2 separate regions of the Homo sapiens genome follow, and region 2 is linked to region 1. A link is an interaction called in ENCODE POLR2A ChIA-PET data of the cell type or tissue named here. Cell type or tissue: PC-9. All regions are shown on one strand. Each heading gives the region's core, and the rest is flanking DNA. Links, peaks and the distances in the headings are about the cores only. Region 1 overlaps KLF11 (KLF transcription factor 11). Region 2 holds the start of LOC124905969 (a long non-coding RNA gene).

Region 1 (8,320 bases), core at 285-8,284:
TGGAGAAGCGTATTGGTTTCTTTTCTTGGAGTGATTTTCCTTGGAAAGGTCTTTTTCTTTTAAGAAATTTGTGACTTTCAGCCTGGGTAACATAGGGAGACCTCGTCTCCACAAAAGTACCAAAATTAGCCAGGCGTGGTGGCACATGCCTGGGGTCCCAGCTGCTCAGGAGACTGAGGTGGGAGGATGGCTTGAGCCTGAGAAGTGGAGGATATGGTGAGCCGTGATCCTGCCACTGCATTTCAGCCTGGGTGACAAAGCAAGATCCTGTCTAAAAAAAAAAAAAGCATGACTTTAGGAGTCCCTGCTGATGGAAAACCTGACAGTAAATGAGAATTTAAACAAAAATTCATTTCTTGACTCCCTCAAGAGTGGTGAGACTTCCCAAGAATCCCTTTAGGATCAATTTTTCCCTTTTATCTGTGTGCCCCCACCCAAGCAGGGGAAAGAAAGAGCTTATGGCCCCACCTGGCTCTCTAAGCCCCACAAATTGCCCCACGGTGTTGGTGGAGTGTTGCCAGGCAGACAGGGCAGGGGTGGCTGTGGAGCCCAGTGGAGCCTGACCTCTCACAGACCCAGGACTGCCTACCGTCCTACTCACCCTAGCCCCAGGGCTGCCCGTCAGCTTCCCTTGCGCCAGTCCCTGCTCTCCTTTCTCCCCAAGATTCCACCTACAGGGCATGTCGGGTGCTGAGTGAGACAGGACGAGTGAGGAGAATGGCTGTGTGAATCTGGACAGCCACCTCCCCCAGGGCTCAGCTTCACATCCACAGGCAAGCAGGGGGCTGCCTGGTGAGCCCAGAGGGGCTTTTATTCCTGTGGGGGTCCCCAGGTCCAGAAGTGCTGCTTGGGATTCCTGTTGGCCAGGAGATCCTGTTGCCCTTGAGGGTGTCTGGGCGTCCCGTGCCCATTTCTCTTCTTCCCAACAATCCTCAGGGGAGGTGAGCCCAGGAGGATGGTGGGAAACAGGAAGGGCAGTGGCCGGGTCTCTCCTCTGTACTGGGTGCTTTGCTGGTCCCTTACTCTGCCTTTTTGTTTGTTTGTTTGGTTGGTTGGTTTTTCTTTTTTGAGATAGGGTCTTGTTCTGTCGTCCAGGCTGGAGTGCAGTGGTGCAATTTCAGCTCATTGCAAACTCCACTTCCCAGGCTCAAGTGATTCTCCAGCCTCAGCCTCCTGAGTAGCTGGGACTACAGGCGCATGCCACCATGTCCGGCTAATTTTTGTACTCTTTGTAGAGATGGGGTTTCACCATGTTGGCCAGGCTGGTCTCGAACTCCTGAGCTCAAAGCAATCCACCTGCCTCGGCCTCCCAAAGTGCTGGGGATTATAGGCATGAGCCACTGCGCCGGGCCAGGCATGAGCCACTGCGAAACTAACAGCATCGCAGCGACTTCTGTTGAGTGCTTCCTTAGTGCCCAGCTCTGTGGTAGACACACCGCAGATGGCGCCTGGTCCAGCCCTCAGGCTGGACTCGTGGAGTAGCTGCTGGGTTTTATCCACAGGGGCGTGAGGCCTGGTACATGCCTTGCCCACAGCCACACAGCGACTGCGTGGCAGAGCCAGGTGAGATCTGCCTGGCTCCAGAACGTCTGCATTTCCACTGTGTCTCAGGGCTGCAAGGAACACATATTGCCTTCAGTGCTTTCACAGACAGGCAGTGTGCCAAGAGCCCTGCAGGCGTCAACAGTGACCACGCAGCTGTTTCTGCGCACTGGCCGCGGGCAGTGCTAATAAGTATAGTCCCTGGAGCCAGCTGGTCAATAGGGGCATGACGTCTCCGGGACAGGGGAGGAGTGTGTCCCCTGGACGCCTGGAGGCCCTCTGCTAGATGCCGATCCTTCCTGGGGGATGAAGTCAAGTGGCTGTGCCAGGAGCCCAGCTCTTGCCCTGAGTTCCCAGAGAGCCAGACGGGGACCCGGAGGCTGTGCTCTGAGCATCAGTGGGAGTAGTCAGAGGGACATTTAAGTCCATCCAGCCCAGCCCCCCAAGCTCGCAGAGGGGGAACCAGGCCGGGAAATGGGGGGCGGCTAGCCCTAATGTCTGGCAAGTGGCAAAGCAGTTGGCGGTGTTCCCATTGCCCAGAGTCCCTGGCTGGCCACTGGGAGGGCAGCATCCAACACCTGGCTGTGGGCAGCTGGCCTGCCTCTCCTGGACCCTGTCAGCTGCAGACCTGCACACCCCCTTCCGAGGCAGCATCTCCAGGAGGCAGCACCCAGCCTGACCGAGGCTTCATGCCCTGCCCTGGGCTCCCGGGACTGCCTCCTGCAAAGGTCTGCACATTTCGACACAACCGTGGCAGGTCCGGGGGCAGTCAGCACCACCCAGGTGTCCACACAAAGTCCAGAAGGTCTGGGAGAGCAGGACAAGCCAGCAGGGTCCAGGCTGGCGCAGCCGCTTTCTGGAACCCAGGCAGCAGGAGCAGGAGCTCTGGTCTCGGTCCCTCTCAGCTGGGCTGCCAGGTGGGCTGAGGGACTGGCGGGATCCTGAACGTGTGGTTCCCCACAATGAGCAGCTCCTGTGAGACCCCAGAGGGTACAAGCACGGACCGATGTCGGCAAGCAGCCAACATGACAGTAATTCCCTTTTATTTTTTATTTATTTTTTTTGAGACAGAGTCTTACTTTGTCACTCAGGCTGGAGTGCAGAGGCTCATTCTTGGCTCACTGCAACCTCCACTTCCTGGGTTCAAGCCATTCTGCCTCAGCCTCCTGAGTAGCTGGGATTATAGGCACCCGTCACCCCACCCGGATAATTTTTGTATTTTTAGTAGAGATGAGATTTCACCACGTTGGCCAGGCTGGTCTCGAATTCCTGACCTCAAGTGATCTGCCCACCTGGGCCTCCCAAAGTGCTAGGATTGCAGGCATGAGCCACTGCGCCTGGCCGTGATTCCCATTGATTAAGGCTGTGGTGTGCTCGATTCCACATCACATGCTGCCCATGCATTATCTTATGCTTCAGAACGACTCATGAATAAAGTTACGTGCTTGAGAAAAAACACCGAGGCTCGGAGACACACTGGCCTTGCCTGAGGCGCGCGGGTGAGCCGCAGAGCTGGGATTCAAGCTCGGTCTTCCCACCCCAGAGCCCGTCCTCCCTCAACCAGGGCAGGTGCTGGCTTCCACTCTGCGAGGGCTCAGCGTTGTGGGAGATGAAGCGGACGCAGTAGAAGCCTGCTGGTGGATATGTGCTGGGCGAGAGCGCCACAGGGTGTCCCAGGGCAAAGACTTCGGTTTGGGTTTCAGGATGGGCCCACTAGGAGCCATTGTGGTGGCCAGGGGAAATGAGTGTGAACGCACCATCCTGCCTCCTGACAGCCCTGTCCCATTTCTGACCCACAGAGCCCCAGGCAGCGGTCGCAAGAAGCCCGAGAGGCCGGCAGCCATCTCCTACGACCACTCGGAAGAGGGGCTGATGGCGAGCATCGAGCGGGAGTACTGCCGCTGAGGACAGCATGCTCCACCCCCGCCAGGCCTCGGAGGCACCTGCTGGCTGGGGCACCCTCTGCTTGCACAGAGCTCTAGCAGGAGCTGAACCACCTCCAAAACGCAGTCACTCCCGGATATTCAAAGCTGCCCTTTCAAATCCACTTTCAGACCGCGCTGACCTGGGCCAGCCACTGGCGGTCATGGTTGCTGGTGGGGGCGATTAGCTGTGTAGACCCACAGGTGCGTGGGCCTGGGCCGCCGGCGCCTCCTCCCCAACGCGGGGAGCCTGCCCAGTTCTTCTGGAGCCTGAAATGCGTGCCCCTCTTGGTTGCCCGCTCTCCACAGTGGGGAGGGCTCACGAGGACTAGGTGACACAAGCGAGCCCCTCCTGGCATCCGCGCCACAACACTTCCGGAAGGTTCTGCTGTGGAAGGTGCACCCGCGCTGCTCCCTCAGTCTCGGGCCCATCTCTCCAGGGGTGGCCGGGTCAGCTTAGTGCTTCTCAACTTTAACTCCCTAATGAGCAGCCTGGGGGTGCTGTTGACTTGCAGGGCCTGAGGTTCTGTACGTCTAACCAGCTCCCAGCCCAGGCCCGAGCTCCGAAGCCCCAACTGCACTTTGAGGAGCGAGAACCCCAGCTCTGATCTGCCTTGCAGTGGGAGGTAGAGCTCGTCACTGCCTCTCTGGGCCTCAGTTTCCCTCTCTGGAAAATCAGCTCTGGCAGCTCTTGGAGGCCCTCCCCAGCTCTGACAATCTGGAACTGCTGCCACTGCTGGTCCCCTGCCCCAGGCACAGCAGTGCCTTCCCTGCGGGGAGCCAGCGCCCAGGTCCAACCGGGAGAGGGTCTGCCTGATACTGGCTTTCCAGTTCTCCCTCTCACAGGCAGCCTGGCCAGTGCCTGCGGGGCTTTTAAATTCTCTTCCTGCCTGGGTGGAAGGTGGGAAACCACAGCAGTGAGGCAGGAAGAGCCTTGGAATGTTCCTGGTTGACAGATGGGAAAACTGACCTGCCCAGGACGCCCTGGGAACAGGGGGCGGAGCTCCGGCTAGAGGGGACTCCTGTGTGGGCGGGCAGGTCTGGAGCCTGGGCCCAGGTGTGGCCTGCTGGGGGACAGCTCCGGGGGAGAGCTGTGGGGAGAACAGCGGTCTAGGGAGGCAGGAGGCAGGCGGCAGGCTCCTCCCCAGCAGCCTGCAGGGCATCAGGACAGAGGGGGAAGGAGGAGACAGAAGGGAAAGAAGGAGATAGAGGGGGAAGGAGGAAACAGCGCGGCTTCTGCTGAAGCCAGTACAAGCCTGGTTATCTGGCTTGACCCGCCCACACGGAGGCCTCCCCAGCGTTTTCTTTTTCCCGAGAAGAGCTCCAGCTCGCAGGTCCTTAGAACACAGCAGAGCAGGAGCATCTCAGGAACCAACGGCCAGCTCCTTGGCGCTGTCCCCAGCCCCACAGGCCTGCTGCGGCCATCCGCAAACGGGCATTTCCTTGAACTTTTGAGAGTGCCTTTGACCAGCTGTTCGCAGCTGGGAAACTCCAACTTTTGAAGTCAGAGCTTGGAGCGGCCCCCGCAAGGGCGTGGCTCAAACCCTCCCCAGAGCTGGGAGCCATTGCTTATGCAAGCCCGTTTCTTTTGATGTAAAGATGGAAGTCGTTACTATATTTTAATAATGCAAATACATCTTTTAAAATAAGTTAACATTTCTTACCACCAGATGGATCAGGCTTTGAATTTAAACATGTAAATGTTTGTAATTTTATGTCATTTTGTTAAAATGGGACGCTTTCAATTGGTTTCCAAGAAAGATGATACCTCTGCATTTTCTGGTGGAAAAGGTGTAATACCCTTAATGAGATCAAAGTGTTAGGGGAAAAAAATTCCAAAAGTAGTTACAAGCTATATCAATGTCAAAGTAAATGCACTTCATCAAAGCTAAGAAGTCACAGGAATTGTTCTCAGGTTTTTAAAAAAATTTTTCCTGAATTCAGGAAGTGTCTTCTGAATAGCAGCTAGCCAAATAAAGCGGTGTGTGTGTACTGCAGCTGTAGGTGAACTTAAAAATAATAATAAAAAGAACAAATAAAGCAGTGTGTACCAGCCGCTGAGCCGGCCCTGTCTCTGTCCTGTGAGACGGAGGGGCTGTGCCTGGAAGTAGAGGGGTGGGCGTTGCTGCAGCCTGCAGCCCGGCCCGAGTCTGTCCCAGTGCCTCCTGTGTGCCTGGCACCTCCTCAGGCATCTTCCTGGCTGCCCCATGTTGCAGCTGAGCCTCAGCGTCCTGCTAGAACTGCGTGTGGGATTTGCTCACTGCCAGGATGGGACTGTGGCTGGAATGGAGGCAGAAAGAAACACATCTCAAAGGCAAAAATGACGCACGTTGTTGTCTGGAAAAATCTTAAGTGACCACAAATGTGTCTCCCGGTTTCTTTTTTAGTTTTCTTGAGACAGAGTCTCACTCTATTGCCCAGGCTGGAGTGCAGTGGCGCGATCTCAGCTCCCTGCACCCTCCGCCTCCCAGGTTCAAGCAATTCTCCTGCCTCAGCCTCCCGAGTAGCTGGGATTACAGGCATGCGCCACCACACCTGGCTAATTTTTTTGTATTTTTAGTAGAGACGGGAGGGTTCACCATATTGGCCAGGCTGGTCTCGAACTCCTGACCTTGTGATCCGCCCGCCTCTGCCTCCCAAAGTGTTGGGAATACAGGCGTGAGGCACCACACCCGGCCATGTGTCTCTGGTTTCTGTAGTATGAGAGTTCCTCGAAGATGCTACAAAGCCGCAGGAACTGAGGAAACACTGTCCACCCCTGGCTCTGAGAAATGCTGGGTGTGTTTTCTTAGGGAAGGAGCAGAGTCCTGCTGTTGCCCTCCTCCTGACATGTGTGTTCCCAAGTCTCTCTTCACCGGCCCGTGGGCTCCTAGCCTCACCCAGGAAGGGACCTCCTCCCTCGGCTGCTGTTGGCTCAGGTTCCCTGCGCCTCCCTGAGACAGCCCTTTCTAAGACACTTTCCTCTGCTGTTCCAAAGACCTAGGGCCACTTGTCCCCACTCACCCACGTTGCCTGGACACCTGCTGCTGACATTGATTGGTGGATCCGTGAGAGCATTCTCTGTTCCCAGCAGTGGGGCACGCTCGTGCACGTGTGAGCACATGGGAGAGCATAAGGCTGTCGAAGTGTAGCCAAGCACCTCACGGAAGAGAGAATCCGTGGCTTTTTTTTTTTTTTTTTCCTTTTTCCTTTCTGGCAATAATGAGGCAGGAGAAAAGTCTTGTCAGTTGCCACGAGAGGGATAATCACACTTGCGGCTCTAATACTTCCCTCTAGAAGGAGGCTCCGTAATCAGACCTTTTGTGTGGTGAGGGTCTGGACCCCCTGGGGACAAATCGGACTTTCTGAGGTGGGCAGGGGCTGTGTTTTCTGAGGACATATGGCAGCCTTTAGTTTTAAGAGTTGGGAAGGAAAAGAAGGAACAGTGAAGCCTGTGGCTCCATGATGTACTTTGCAATCCTGGGCCAGGGGTGGAAGGAAATAATGGAAGACTTCCAAGCACTTCTTCCAGAGTAGCTGGAAAACCACTTTCAATTCTACCTCTTTGCAGCCACCCCCTGGCACAGGAAGGGCACGAGCACTGACGGCCACAGGGTCACCCGGCACACTACTGGGTCTGTCTGGACCAGACCCACTGCCAGAGTGGCCACTTCACATGTTGGCTTTTTGAGACAGCGTCTTGCTCTGTTGCCCAGGCTAGGGTGCAGTGGTATGATCATAGCTCACAGCCGCCTCGAATTCCTGGGCTCAAGGAATCCTCCTGCCTCAACTCCCCAAAGTGCTGGGATTAGAGGTGTGAGCCACCATACTCAGCTCGCTTCACACATTTTTTTTCAGAAAGAACCCTCCAAAGAACCCAAAGAAACAGAATAAAACTCCAGAAAACAAAGAGGAGAGTTTAGTTTGAGCCAATACACAATGAATTTTATAGATTCTTCCAAAAAGTCTCTAGGTATACTTAGGCCACCAGGTACAGTTAAATGACACAGGACACACATCCAATGTAAAATCAAGTTTTATATGATTCAAAGAGAAAAGTTACATTACACATGCTCGTTTAAATAATGTCAAAGTCTGTTACATAAAACATAATTATGAAACATTTTAAGTCTTATCATTCAAACTACTTAAAAGGCTCAAAGTCACAAAAGATCAAGCAAAACTGCCCAGGCAATAAAGTGCACGAGGGGAGCCCACCTCTCCAGCGGCCGTCAGCACCCAGAGCCGCCAGCTGAGGGCTCCATGCCGAATCCATACACAAGGTTTGTGGTTCTCAGAAGAGTTTTCAGACAGGAACTGTTTCCAACTTAAAATCTTTCAACAGACAAATGGAGGTGGAAGGGGGATGGTTTACACAAAGTATTTCCAAATGTAATCAGGAAATGGAAGTGTAAATTAAAACCGTTTTCAACATGTATCTCCTCTTTAGAAATATCACTGCTTGGAGAATGTTGTGACAAGCAACCAAATACTCAAAAGACCTTATCCACCAGAATACTGGCAGGACTCACATTACTTTGCATGTCATAATTAAGAAAAATATCCAAATTTGATGCCATTTATAGTGTGTACAGTCAAAAATGTGTATGCTGATTTTGATGAGCAGGAGAAAGGACTGGGTGGTGAGGAAACATGAACTATGCACAACATGAGACAACTGTGCTGTCTCACGAAGACACGACACTCACCTATGGAGTGTCCAGACTGAAAACCTCTGAATAACACACACATTTGTGTCAAGTAACAGCTGATACTAAGGGGCAAGTTAACAGGTATCAAGTCACACACAATGAATGACCAGGTGGAGATTTTATCAGACTACAAAGAACAAAACACAAAACCTAATTTTATTCAAT
Region 2 (8,320 bases), core at 319-8,318, 310 kb after region 1:
TCAGCCTTGGCCAGCCATTCTCAGGTCCAGGCAGGAAAGATGCCAGCAGTCCCACATCAGCTGAGGTGTTCAAACACAGTGGTGTCCCCTAAGCAGGGAGACTGCAGAGGGGATTCAAGCCCTGGGCAGGGGGCTAAAGTAGGCCAATCCTGGTTCTGCAACTGTCCCTGGCCCAGCAGCTTGTTGGCTGTGTAGCGTCTCAGGCACTCCCTAAAGGTCAAGGAGTCTTGGCCGAGACTTCGGCTCACCCCAGCCCAGCTTCTGCTCCTGGCCGGGAATGGTGTTTCCTAACCACACGTCCATGGAGCAGGAAGGTACGCCTCCACCCGCTCCCATTCCTTCTCCACAGCTTGCCACAGGGCAGTGCTGGGTTTAGTTCCTCTCCTTATTTAGAGCTGGGGCGTATCAGGTGTGCAGCTGGACAGGTACCAGCCAAGGCAGAGAATGCAAGTCAGCCACGGGTGGCATGTCGGGAAGCACCAGAAGGTGCCAACTTTGGCATCCAGGGCCTTCCTGGACCTGCTGAAATTTGGTCTAAATGTGCTCTTGTACCCGTGTGGAAGGGCTCAGTGCAGCCTGGGTCTGGGATTTCAGGGAGCAGAGTATGATTCTGGATGGGTGATTTAGCCGCAAGTGAGAGTTTTTACTGAGCCCAGCAATGGGCAGAGCATGGTTCTGGGGGTGGCTGGCTTGGGGGCGACACAGACAGGTAAACCAGTTGTCCGTGTGAGTGGAGGGGGCAGAAGTTGATAAGAGCAGGGAGTGACGGGCAGGGGGGTCTGGGAGCTCATTTCTCATAATTAGGTGTTTTCATGGTAGCTTTGTGCTGCCGCCGACAGAACCCCTTGTTGGGATGAACTTGTAGTGGGATGATATTTTAATCTCCCATATTCTGTTAGTTTGCCAGAGCTGCCCTAACAAAGTACCACAAACTAGGTGGCTTGAAACAATAGAAATTCACTGCCTTGCAGTTCTGCAAGCCAAAAGTCTCTGATCAAGGTGTGAGCAGGGATGGTTCCTGCTGGGGCTGTGACGGAGACTCTATTCCAGGCCTCCCCAGCTCTGGGTGGTTTTCTGGCCACCTTTGGCATTCCTGGGCTTCTAGACACGTCACCTCAATCTCTGCCTTCGTGTCCACGTGGCGGTCTCCCTGTGTGTGTGTCTGTGTCAAAATTTCCCCTTTTTATAAGGATACATTCATATTGGATCAGGGCCCACCCTACTCCAGTATGACATCATCTTAACTTATCACATCGGCAATGACCTAGTTCCAAATAAGGGTCCTTCGGAGGCACCGGGGGTTAGGACTTTGTATTCGTTTGCGGGACTGCTATAACAAAGTACTGCAGACCCAGGGGCTTAAACAATAGAAATGCATTTCTGCCAGTTCTGGAAGCTGGAAGTCCACGACCAAGGGGTCCGCAGGGCTGGTTTCTTCCGAGGCTTCTCTCCTTGGCTTGCAGAGGAACGTCTCCTCCCCGTGTCTTCACCTGGCCTTTCCTCCGGGCATGGCTATGTCCATATCTTCCCTTCTCGTAAGGACTCCAGGCAGATGGGATTACAGCCCACCCACATGACCTCATTTTAACTTAATTACACTACTTCTTTAAAGGCCCTTTCTCCAAATGCAGTCACATCCTGAGGTACAGGGGTTAGGGCTTCAACATATGGATTTTGGAGAAACACAATTCAGGTCATAAGACTTCAACATATCTTTTTGGGGGAAACAGTTCAACTCATAACACACACTGTGAAGCAGTTTTATCTCTTGCTGCAAACATTTCCTCAGCTCCCATTCTGTGCTGGGCCCCGTGCTAGAAGCCGGGGGAGCCGTAGCATCACCCTTCCAGGAGCCCCGTCTGCAATGGGTGACAGACCAGTCGTGACTGTAGCTCGTGTGACAGCTGCCAAACTAGAGGCTCAAGGGTGAGGGGCTGGGAGAGCTGAGAGGAGCCACACTCGCTCTGTGGGGAAGTGAGGCAGGAAAAGGTAACTGGACAAGGCTGACTGGGAGGTGGCCAGACCAGCAGGAGGGTGGGGGTGTTTCAGGCAGGGGGGCCACACTTGCAGACGCTCAGAAGCACCAGGGAGCCTGGCACATTCCGGAAACTGCAGCTGCTTCCTCCGAACCTTCTGGGCATCTGCGAGGCCCTCCTGACCTGGATCCCTAGCACCCCGACCCAGTTCTGTGAAGCGTGTCTCTGGGCGCTCCTGAAGGCAGGACTGAGAGCTCCTGTCCCTCCCCTTGCTCCGTTTCCATGTTCTGGGAGGAAAGAATGAATGGAAGTTGCGAGAAACTGGGCTCACATGTTCAGCAGTCGGCATTGACTGAACAGTCCTGTGCCAGGTGCCTCACTTGCCTTGCATTTTTTTTTTCAGTGTAAATCCACCCTTTATTGCCTCCAAAAAGATATTTTCTACAGCTTTACCCAGGTATAACTGACATTTAATGAAGCAGTACAATTTGATGAGTTTGACATGTCTACACCTGTGAAACCGCCCCCTGAAGCCATGTGCCCCTCTGTCGCCCGTCCCTCCTGCCCCTGCCCACCCTCTCTCTCCAGACAGACTCTGATCTGCCTCTGTCACTGTGATGAGTGTGCATTTTCTAGAAACATCTGAATGGAATCATTCTTCACACACTCTTCTCCCATCTAGTATAAGGAGGTGACGTGGAACTTTCTGAGAAATGGTCAAACTGTTTTCCAAGGGGGCTATGCTGTTTTCCGTTCCCGCCAGAGAGGAGTGGGGAGGTCAGGGGGGCAGCTGCCGTTCCGGCCAGCACTGATTGTCTGTCACTGTCGCCGTGGGCGTGTGGTGGCATCTCACTGTGGCTTTCATTTGCATTTCCTGGTGGCGAATGACTCCGAGGTTTGGTTCTCACGGCCTGCCCGTGAGGTAGGAGGTGTTGGCCCAGTTTCCCAGGGAGGAGGCTCAGGAGCAGAGCCATGGGGTAACCTGCCCGAGGCCACCCCGCCCCGAATGGGAGAACCGAAGCTGTCCCTGTTGCTCACCTTCTTCTTTCCTGAGCTGGTAGATCTCTTGTGACCCCATTAACTCTGAGCCCCACCGGGTGTCCGGTCAGGGCAAGGGACAAGCTGAGGGAGGAAGAAGGAGCCGCCAGCTTCCCCGCCCCAGGCTCTCTGTCTTCAAAAGCAGCAAACACGCCCGGCCCTCAGCATGGAGCCTGGCCAGGGGCCCCTTCTTTTCTATCAGCCTCAAGTCACTAGACGCCCATAGCGCGCTCCTCTTCTCTTCTATCAGCAGGAGCAGAGTCCCCCAGCGAAGTCTCCCCGCTCCCCACAGAGCCCCTCCAGCCCGGCTCCCTCATCCCTGGAGAGGATCCCAATCTCCTCAGAACTCACCCTCCCACGGCTGCCTCTGCTGTGGGGACTCCCGAGGCTGTGGACAAGTGGCTGGAGGCACCCCCCGTCGGAGGGGCGGGTGGCAGGAGCGCCTCTGGGGCGGGGCAGCCACCTGGGGAAGAAAAGGGGGGGCCACGGGGCCCTTGGGTGCCCGGCCCGCCCCATACACAAGGCCAGCTTCCCTCTTAGCACACAGGGCTGTGTCCCTGACACAGATTAACCAGACCCCAGAGCGGGGGAGTTGATGGCTCTGAGATAAGCTTGTGCCCCCCACCCCAAGTCATGGTGTCAAATCTAACTTAAGGGGTTTCTCAGCCAAAATGCCGTTTGCCACCAGGACTGTCCCAACAAAGGACTTTCCCTCTCCCCTTGGCTACTCTTTCTCTTGGTCTTGGTCCTTATCGCGATCCTCAGCAGCACAGGCAGGCTGTGTGTGTGTGTGTGTGTGTGTGTGTCTGCACTTGCACACGTGGTGTGCCAGCAGCTGCGGAGTCATTTGGGCCTGAGTTCTACGACTGAATCCTGTTCCCCTGCGAGGCTTTGTCCCGTTAATGAACTCTCTGTGATTCATTTCACTTCTCTGCATAATGGGCATGACACAGCCTGGAAGTTGGGCGTGATAAGTCAGTTAAAGGGGAAGTGTCATGTCCAGAGCCTCTGCCTGAGCCTGCACCAAGCAGGCACCTCCACAGGTTTTCTCCCCACTTGTGCCCCTTACTTTTGCCCTGGCCTGCGTCCTGAGCCAAGGGACGGAAGGGAAGGTCTGTGGGTCGGTTCCAGGCGGGGGTAGAGCCCTGAGCTGATGAGGGTTCTGAGCCTGGGGTCCACCCTGACAGTGGAGAACCTGCAATGCTGGGCCAGGAGCCTGAACTTCAGGCTGCCAAAAGTAGAGTAACTCAGCAGGGGCGAGTTCCCAGGGCCCGTGTCCCCTTCCTTCTCCTCACCTCCAATAGCAAAGGGAGGGGTCAGCGGCTGCCCGCCTGTGATAAATCCGAGAAGGAGCCCGGCCAGCCCAGATGTAGAAAACGGCCGACTTGCTCTCGGAGTTTTGTAGCTGCTTTGACTAAAAGCAGCATCACCCCCACCACACCCCAGTGCAGAGAAGTGAACCAGCGCTGAGTCACAAAGCACAGCCCCAAACCTGCCCTGGGCCACAGCCCGCCCACCGCACCCCCAGCTTCCTGAGGTTGGGTCATGGGAGCAGAGACCTGAGAGATGAGGAGGTGCATTGAGGTCTGGGAGGAGCATGCTAAGCCCATGGGATGGCAAGAGCAAAGTCCCCCAGCAAAGGACAAGAGAGCGGCCAGGGCAGCCGTGCCCGAGACTGAGCCTGGAGGGTGATGGGCAGCAGGGACTGTCCGGAGCCTTGTTGGCCAAGGATGAGTTCAGTTCTCATCTGAAAGCCACCAGAAGGTTTTAGGCTGGGGAAGGGCAGGATCTCATGCTTTAGAAAGGCACTGCTGGCTGGGCGCCGTGGCTCATGCCTGTAATCTCAGCACTTTGGGAGGCCAAGGCGGGCGGATCACGAGGTCAGGAGTTCGAGACCAGCCTGACCAACATGATGAAATCCCATCTCCACTAAAAATACAAAAAAAATTAGCTGGGCATGGTGGCACGCGCCTGTAATCCCAGCTACTCAAGAGGCTGAGGCAGGAGAATCGCTCGAACACAGGAGGCGGAGGTTGCAGTGAACCAAGATCACACCACTGCACTCCAGCCTGGGTGACAGAGCAAGATTCCGTCTCAGAAAAAAAAAAAGGAAAGAAAGAAAGGAAGGAAGGAAGGCACTGCTGGCTGCGTGGTGGAAACCAGTCTGCTGGAGGGCAAGAGTGGAAGAGGCCATTGCAGTCACTCAGGCCAGCGGAGACGTGGGTCTGGCCGGGCCACGGCAGTGGAGGCGGGAGGAGCGTAGGGTGCAGGGTGCATATTCTGGCTGCAGAGCGGGGTTTCTTGGGGCGCTGCTACCGACATTTTGGACTGGAAGACACTTCACTGTGGGGTCTGGCCTGTGCACTGTAGGGTATTTAGAAGCATCCCTGGCCCCAATCCACTAGAAACCCATAGCCCTACCCACCCCCAATTATGACAATAAAACATGTCTCCAGACATTGCCAAATGTGCCCTGGGGGCCACGGTCCCTCTGGGCTGAGAACCACTGCTGCAGAGCCTGCAGAACTCAGGGCTAGATTGTGCATGGATTTGGAGCGAAAGAGAGAAAACAAGCACCACCAGGGGTTTCTCATCTCAGCAATTAAGTGGGGCAGTTACTGAGTTCAGGAAGCCTTGGAGCCAACGGCCGCTGTCAGGTTGAACACTGGAAAACAACATTGGAAACTACAGTCTGGAGCTCAGGGAGTATCTGGGTTGAAGGGAGAGACGGGAATGTTGCTGGGGTGCAGCTCTCCAGGGACAGAGTGTGGACGGAGAAGAGCCAAAGAGACAGCTCCAATGTCACAGCCTCAGAAAGAGCGGACACCAGGCCAGTGGGCCTCACAGGAGCCAGGGGAGACACTTGCAGGAGCAGGAGCAGGAGCGGTCTGCTGGGTCAGATGCGGGGATGTCTGAGTAGCATGCGGACAGTGAGCTGGGTGAGGAAGGAGGGAAAAGCTAAGCCCCTTCCCAGCTGCAGGCTTCCTACCTGCAGCAAGCTCAAGACAGCAGAGGCAAGAAGACTTCATTTTCACTCAAATTCAGGACGGGACATTTAACCTTCCTGCAGTGAGACAGTTTTTATTAACTAAGAGCAACCAGAAACGTAATAGGATTGCCTGAGTTTGCAGCAGTGGCCGAGAAGAGGTGATTCCCCTGACTAAATCAGGACAGAGGAAGGAGTTGCTTTGTGATTTGATCCTGAAAGTGCTGCTAATTCAACGCATTGGCCACATTTGGTCTGTAGGCACAAGGCCAGGGTTGAGAGAGCTGCTGATGGGGGACCTGTGATGGCCTGGAGCCCAGCCCAGCCTGTCAGCTGTAGGTGGGACTTCCCAGACCCGTCCAACCCAAAGCTCCACCACAGAGAGGAGACAGCCATGAACTTGAGTACAGGTAAAACAAAGCAGAATTAGTGAGTGCTACCATCAACCTACATGCTGAACACTGGGGAGAATAGAGGAGGAAGCCACGAGTCTGACAGGGGTGAGGAAGGGTGGAAACCAAGGAGGGCTGCTCTGAGGAGGTGACACTTAAACTGGGCCTTGAAGGGAGAATTTCAACAAGCAGAGAAAGGAAATCATTTTTTGTGAGTTTTTAGGGTACTCCCTCCAGTAACTCCCCTCTCCCCCAACTCAAATGGACTATTGTGATATGGCCAGAACAAAGCTAGGCACTTTCTTATCTAGATTTTTCCATTTCACATGCAAAAGAGAAAAAAAAAATCACCTCTGATTTTTCTCCTTGGGATGTTTCATTCTAAAAAACTAATTCATTCAACATTTATTTATTAAGCACCAACTACATACCAGGCACGATTAGCATTCTGTGTTTTAACTCACTTATCCTCCGTAGTCCATGGAGGTGCGTACCAGTATTATCCCCATTTTACAGATGAAGCAACTGATGGACAGAGAGATTAAGTAACTTGCCCAAAGTCTCACAGCAAGTACCTGCAGAGCTGGGATTTGGGCCCAACTCTAATAGTTGGGGTCCAGAGTCTGAGAGCTGCACCATTACTGTCCGTGGCCCTTTCTTTCATGGAAAACTCAGGGCGATTGGCCATTTGCAAAGGAGGAAGAAAATGCACCTGCCGCTTCTTTGATCATCTTCCATGAACAGGTGCAATACTTCCCCGGGTCTGAGGCCAGTTCCTCAGTTCATTCATCCCACCTGTTCCATGAACAGGTGCAATACTTCCCCAGTTCATTCCATGCCACCACAACTGGCTTCATGGCTCTAGTTTGTGGTCAAAGCATCTGCTCCCACCACTTCTGGGGCTAAACTGGGAAAAGCGAAAGCCAATGTAGCAGGCCTGGGGCAAGGGCTGATCTCTCCTGGAAACCAGGAGACAGCTTGGAGAGCTTGGGCTCCAGACAGGTATCTATCACAGGCCAGTTGGGCTTCCCTTGCAGAACCTATGGGAACCTGCAGGATGAATTAGCTAAAACTCCCCGTGGCCACTCCAATGCTAAAAGCCATATAGCTGGTCCTCTCAGCCTCCCGTGACTTCTCTCTTGTCCACATGCCCCGCTGGGTCCTCCCAGCCACCCGTGCCCTGCCATGCAATCAGGCGTCCAGCTCCTGCTGACCTTCCTGTCTCCCCTCCATCACCTTATTTCAGGTCCTCAGCATTTCTCACCCAAGCAGTTGCAATAACTTCCTAACCAGTTTCCCAGTCTCCAGGCCTGCCACCCCCTAACTCCCAATTCATTTCTTAAAGTGAAGCTTTATTGTACAGCTTCCCCTCTGAAGAAACTTTGGTGGCTCCCCAATATCCTACTGAAATAAGTATAAACTGCTCAACTTGGCAATCAAGCTCGCGTTCATCCATCCCAGGCCACCAGCCCCCTCTCTTACTGATCCCCTCCACCTCCTCTGATCTGTCCTTACCCATCCCCTTGCTGCCCCTACCCCCCACGATCAGCCCCACAGCTTTCTCTCCACCTCTCCATGTCTGAATCTGTTATGATCCAGCTCAAGAAAGACTTCTTGGACCATCCTAGATGAAAGCAATCACTTGCTTTGAATTTCTGAGGCTCCTTTCATCAGGTATATATTGCCTTGTTTGATTCTCCAGACACCCATGAGTTGCCTAATGCCACCCTGGTGTTCTTCTCCCTGCCCTACATAGGCTGGGCACAGAGGCAGTGAGAACAGCATGACACAGGCTTTGGGACCACCAAGCTCTAGCTCTGTCATTTGCAAACAGCTTTACCTGGAGTAAGTCTTGAAATACCTCCTGTAACATTTCCTCTTCTGTTAAGTAGGAATAGAAAACTACTTCCCACGCTCTACGAGAATTA

The links. ChIA-PET counts read pairs that join two places held together with the same protein. Peaks named below come from ENCODE experiments on the same cell type or tissue, not always from the same donor. Only the 100,000 strongest peaks of a DNase experiment are listed, where the experiment ranks them.
Region 2: POLR2A ChIA-PET joins it to region 1 with 10 read pairs; 2 of 35 experiments call an interaction of 5 or more read pairs at or near these places.

What each region holds. Positions count from the first base shown.
Region 1 is chr2:10,053,980-10,062,299 of GRCh38, reverse strand. It overlaps KLF11 (KLF transcription factor 11), which reads right to left. Exons shown (of 4, transcript NM_003597.5): 4 at 7,464-8,320. It overlaps CYS1 (cystin 1), which reads left to right. Exons shown (of 3, transcript NM_001037160.3): 3 at 3,342-5,827. The coding sequence ends at 3,447. Among named protein-coding and RNA genes, the nearest start is that of KLF11, 15 kb to the right of the region's middle. RefSeq lists enhancers at 242-1,102, 1,103-1,965, 2,824-3,766, 3,767-4,710. In PC-9, for the core only: no CTCF peak of the experiment used is centred there; a DNase peak (open chromatin) is centred at 4,539; H3K4me3 peaks cover 1,123 bases.
Region 2 is chr2:9,748,958-9,757,277 of GRCh38, reverse strand. LOC124905969 (a long non-coding RNA gene) reads right to left here and starts at 4,446. Exons shown (of 3, transcript XR_007086205.1): 1 at 4,310-4,446; 2 at 3,015-3,477; 3 at 2,425-2,887. RefSeq lists enhancers at 41-563, 2,591-2,740, 2,638-3,424, 3,425-4,211, 6,104-6,173 and 2 more. In PC-9, for the core only: no CTCF peak of the experiment used is centred there; DNase peaks (open chromatin) are centred at 2,977, 3,497, 3,927 and 4,507; H3K4me3 peaks cover 2,640 bases; H3K27ac peaks cover 3,412 bases.